Linked DNA regions of Homo sapiens: region 1 is linked to region 2. A link is an interaction called in ENCODE POLR2A ChIA-PET data of the cell type or tissue named here. Cell type or tissue: GM12878. All regions are shown on one strand. Links, peaks and the distances in the headings refer to the core of each region. The heading gives the core; the rest is flanking DNA.

Evidence for each region. ChIA-PET counts read pairs that join two places held together with the same protein. Peaks named below come from ENCODE experiments on the same cell type or tissue, not always from the same donor. Only the 100,000 strongest peaks of a DNase experiment are listed, where the experiment ranks them.
Region 1: POLR2A ChIA-PET joins it to region 2 with 5 read pairs; 2 of 35 experiments call an interaction of 5 or more read pairs at or near these places.

The regions. Positions count from the first base shown.
Region 1 is chr4:123,132,562-123,135,369 of GRCh38, reverse strand. All of the region lies in intron 14 of AFG2A (AAA ATPase AFG2A), which reads right to left. Among named protein-coding and RNA genes, the nearest start is that of AFG2A, 210 kb to the right of the region's middle. In GM12878, for the core only: no CTCF peak of the experiment used is centred there; a DNase peak (open chromatin) is centred at 1,542.
Region 2 is chr4:123,291,696-123,294,503 of GRCh38, reverse strand. All of the region lies in intron 15 of AFG2A (AAA ATPase AFG2A), which reads right to left. Among named protein-coding and RNA genes, the nearest start is that of SPRY1, 100 kb to the left of the region's middle. In GM12878, for the core only: no CTCF peak of the experiment used is centred there; no DNase peak of the experiment used is centred there.

The DNA of each region.
Region 1 (2,808 bases), core at 29-2,528, 160 kb after region 2:
GAATAGGTAAGCATCTTGTATTGTTCATGATATTAGAAAAAAAGCCTTTAGCTCTTCAGTATTGAGTATGCTGTTAGCTGCAGACTTGCCATATATGGCCTCTACTGTGTGGAGGAACATTCCTTCTGTACCTAATTTGTTAGATTTTTAATCATGACAGGATGCTGAATGTTGTTAAAGGCTTTTTCTGCATCTATTGAAATGATCATGTAGTTTTTGTCCTTCATTCTGTTAATATGGTAAGTCACATTTATTGATTTGCTTATGTTGAAGCAATCTACATTCCAGGAATAAATCCCACTTGATCTACTGGTAAATGATCCTTATAATGTACTATTGACTATGGTTTGCTAGTATTTTGTTGAGAATTTTTACATCAATGATCATCAGGAATACTGGCCTATAGTTTTGTTTTGTAATGTCTTTGTCTGGCTTTGGTAAGAGGGTGATTCTGGCCTCATAAAATGAGTCTGGAGGTATTCCCTCCTCTTCAATTTTTCAGAAGAGTTTGAGGAGGATTAGTATTAGCCCTTCTTTAAACGTGTGGTAGAATTCAGCCATAAAGTCATGTGGTTCTGGGCTTTCCACTGATGACAGACTTCTACTTACTGAGTCAATCTCCTTACTAATTATTGGTCTGTTCAGATTTCCAATCTCTTGATTCAGTTTTGTTATGTTAAATGTTTCTATCCATTTTTCTAGGTTACATGATTTGTTGACATATAATTGTTCATAGTAGTTTCTTATGATCCTTTGCAAAAAAAAAAAAAAAAATCCTAAAATTCATATGGAATCACAAAGGCCCAGAATAGTCAAAATAATCTTGACCAAAAAGAACAAAGCTGGAAGCATCACACAAACAGATTATAAAATATACTGCAAAGCCATACCTAGCATCAAAACAGACACATCAACGAATGGAATAGGACAGAGAGAGCAGAAATAAATCCACATGTCTATAGTCAATTGATTTTTGATGATGATGCCAAGAACATACAATGGGGAAAGGACAGTCTCTACAATAAGTGATGACGAGCAAACTGAATATCCACATATAGAATAAAAATGGACCCTTTTCTCACCCCTTATACATGAATCAAGTCAAAATAAATTGAAGACTTAAGCAGAAGACCTGAAAATAAAACTACTAGAAGAAAACCTAAGAGAAAAAGCTCCACAGACAGAGATTTCTTGGATATAACCTCAAAAGCACAGGCAATGAAAGCAAAAATAAACCAATGGAACTGCATTAAACTAAAAAGCTTCTGCACACCAAAGAAACAATAGAGTGAAGAGAAAAACCCCAGATTGGGAGAAACATATGCAAATCATACATCTAATAAAGAGCTAATATCTAAAATATACAAGGAACTCAAACTACTCAATATCAAGAGAACACATAACCCTATTAAAAACTGGAAAGAACTTCAATACACATTTCTCAAAAGATACACAAAAGTCCAACAAATACAAGTGCTCAATATCTCTAATAATGAGAAATGCAAATTAAAACCACAATGAGATGTCACCTCACATCTGTCAGACTGGCCATCAGAAAGATGAAAGACAGTAAGTTTTGGCAAGGATGTGAAAACTAGGGAATCCTTATCCACCGTTAGTGACACTGTAAATTAGTAAAGCCATTTAAGAAAACAATATAAAGTGATATTGTAAATTAGTATAGCCATTTAAGAAAACAATGTCTAGGTTACCCAAAGAAGTAAAAACAGAATGACCATATGATTCAGCAATCCCACTACTGGGTATTGTAAAAGGTATCAGAATCAAAATGAAGTCACCTGTGTCAAACTCAAACAAAAAATATATATAAATAAAGCTAGGAGTTTACAAAGGGAGGCCACACACACACACACACACACGCACACGCCTATGATAGGAACTATAACAGACACTGTATGAAGGACTCTTAGGCACATATGCCTGTAACCACAACGTTCTAAACTGCAGATTGTTACAGGAGTCACAAGGACAGCTAGCCAGATGCACAAGAACACTTGCCTGACACAGTTTCCACTAAAGAACTGGTGTCAGCTCCTGTGATAAGCCCCGTAACCAATGTTGTCATTGTTTCAAAATAAACTACTACTTTTCTCCTTTACCTTTAAAAGCATCCCCTTGCCTGAACCTCTTTGGATATGCCTGTGGTCCCCATAGGCTGCATATCCCAGAACTGCAAATCCTCTATGCAGTCTCGAACAAACCCATTATCTTCGGAGAACCTCTCTGCCTGCTATTTAGGTTGGCAATGTATACACAAAGGATTGAAATCGGCTGGGCGCAGTGGCTCACGCCTGTAATCCCAGCACTTTGGGAGGCCTAGGCGGGCGGATCATGAGGTCAGGAGATCGAGACCATCCTGGCTAACACGGTGAAACCCCGTCTCTACTAAAACTACAAAAAATTAGCCGGGCGTGGTGGTGGGCGCCTGTAGTCCCAGCTACCGGGGAGGCTGAGGCAGGAGAATGGCGTGAACCCAGGAGGCGGGGCTTGCAGTGAGCCAAGATCGCACCACTGCACTTCAGCCTGGGCGACAGAGCGAGACTCCGTCTCAAAAAAAAAAAAAAAAAAGGATTGAAATCATTATGCGGAAGAGATGCGGAAGAGATGCCTTCACTTCCATGTTCATTGAAGCATTATTCACAATAGCCAAGCTATGGAAACAACCTGTGTCCATTGACAGAGAATGAATAAAGAAAATGTGATGTGTGTGTACACATGCAAATATATATGCACATATATATATATATATATGTACACACATCATGTTTTCTTCGTCCATTCTTCTAT
Region 2 (2,808 bases), core at 171-2,670:
GATCATGTGAATACTTAGAAATTACAATCCTGTCTAGATGGGGTTAACTAATGGGTAAAGATAGGTTTGGAAGGGATTCTTTGATGGTTGTACTTTGTCCTTGGCCTCATCCTAAGGATAAACACATTAGATAAAAACTTAATGGTGAGACTGTTCATGTGCCCAGCACATTACTTCCATAGCTGGCATCTGAGAACTATATTCAGTGAGTTCTCACTCACTGAGCCACACTAGGGCTATTTAAAACCAAAGAAATCTTACAGAGTTTATGTCGCTCCCCTGCCACCCTCATCAGAGCTGGTGCTTGCACTTGCTTTTGGGAGACCAGAGGAAGTTCAGTTCAGCTCCACGCAACATCACTCCCCTCTGAAGCTAAGAGCAGAGCCCAAGCCACTGCACATCCTGCAGACCTGTCCACAGCCTGTGGCATCAGAAAACTTCTCCAGCTTGCTGATAAGAGACACGGGTGACCAATTCTCCTCAGAAGGAAGAACCAAAGTTATAGGTGAATAATCATAGCCCAAATGGAGTGTTAAGGGGAGAGTGCTAGAGCCTATCACAGAGTTCACTGGGAGAATCTATGATACAGCCACAAAATAAAGTGTGCTTTATTTTACAAGAAGCTGGCAGAGGTCAAACCCCCAGAGGCTCAGTAATCTTTGGAAAGGGTAGGTGGGAGTGCTCTCAGCATCTCTAGGTCTTGTGGCAGACTGCTGGCATCTGAACTCAGGCAGAGTGTCTCTGCCCTTGTAAGCACAAGTACAGGAGTGGATTGCGATTTGGGGACTTCTTGAGGGCACTGCCTTGTCTGCATAGTGTCCCTTCCCTCTTGCCCTAGGCCTGAGCTGTAGTAGCGGCTGCCATATTCGTGCACATAGGTTGTGGGACTTTGTTCTGCTCAGGATCCTTCAACCCTTGTATCTTCACATCACTGGATCCCTTGTAGACATTCCCCAGCACCAGCCTGGATTGTGGCAGCCCCCACAGGGTGGCTATACCTAGAGAAGCAGCAGTATTTACAGTAGTCTTGCCCTAAGGGACTGTCACTCCTAGGGGAAGGGAAAGGGTACCATATCAAGGGAGCACCCTGTGGGACAAAATTAATTAGAGTGCAGCCTTTGAGTCCTAGAACTTTCTGCTTGTGGGAAGTTTCTTTCAGCAGAGGCACAGATGCAGTGCTGGGCTAAGTGGTAGAAAGACTGTCATTCTACCCCAGCAGTTGGGCAGCCCCAGTGCTCGTGAAGGGACCTGGAGAAGGGGACTTCTACCCTTTGCCTATCACTGCAGACGTGGCTGGGACTCCTCCACAGGAGCTTGGCTTGGGTGCACCTATGGATGGCCTTTCTGGAGCACTTTGGGGTAGGTTCACAATCCCTCTCTACATGAATGTCAGCATTTCTGCAGATCCACAGAAGTGCCTCGTCTGATCTGAATATCCAGAACATTGCGACATGAGTGTGACAGGGAGGCAGATTGCTTTCGTGCTGGTCTGGAAGAGGAGCTGAGGTGGCTCCCTCCCTTTCTCCTGCAAAGACCTCAGTGCCTTTCAAGGAGAGCTCCCCCAGTTGCTTCTGTCAAGGCTGGGACTTCTGTCCACCACTGGGGTATTGCATATATCCATCTGCTTAAGCTGCAGCTGTTTTTACCTGTGGGTACCTCCTACTGGCCCAAAAGCTGAACTGTTCAACTCAGTGAAAAATATTATGGGAAAAAAACTGAAAAGTACACACCACCGGAGAATGATGTAAGCTTCATGGGACCTCTGCCATTCCAGCCCCACGAGACAGTGAACCTGTTCACACACCCAGCACACTGGTACTACAACCAGCATATGAGAAAGCCACTGTGCAAAGATGTTTTATAACCAAGGAACTTGGAAAGTCTTTGCCACTGAAAGCACTCAGAGCCTAAGCTAGGTGACTATACCGCAAACATTAAAGTCACATTCTCAAGGGGAATTTTTTTTAACCCAGTAGAATAAAAAATAAATTCAAAAATAGTAAGAAAAAGTAGTCTACCCAAATGATAAGGAACCAGAAAAATAATTCTGCAATATAAAAAGCACAGTTCTACAACACCCTCCAAAGATCTCACTAACCTCCCAGCAATAGATCCAAACCAAAACAAAATCTTTGAAATGCCAGATAAAAAAATTCAAAATGCTGACTATTAAGTTGCTCGATGAGATCCAAGAGAAAATTGAAAACCAACATAAAGAAATCACAATAACAATTTAGAATATGAATGGAAAGTTTTCTAAAGAGACATATTTTGAAGAAAAACCAGAACTTCTAAAAATGAAGACATATTTTGGGAATTACAAAATGCAATGCAAAGTTTTAAAAACAGACTAGATCAAGTAGAAGAAAGGATGTCAGAGCTTGAAGAGAATGCTTTTGAATCAACCAAATCAGAAAAAGATAATGAAACAAGAATTAAAAGAAATGAACAAAGTCTCCAAGAAATATGAGATTATATAAAACGTCCAAACCTAAGAATCATAAGTGTTCCTGAGAGAAAAGAAAAGCAAATCATTCAGAAAACCTATCTGAGAGAATAATTGAGGGAAACTTCCCTGGTCTTGCTAGAGACTTAGACATCCAAATACAAGAAGCTCAAAGAACTCCTAGGAGATTCATTGCAAAATGGACATCAGCAAGGCATATATTCATCAGGCTATCTAACGTCAATGTGAATGAAGGAATTCTAAGAGTAGTGAGACAAAAGCATCAGATAACTTGAAAGGAAAGATAAAGGAAAACCTGTCAGAGTAACAGGAGATTTCTCAGCAGAAACCTTATAAGCCAG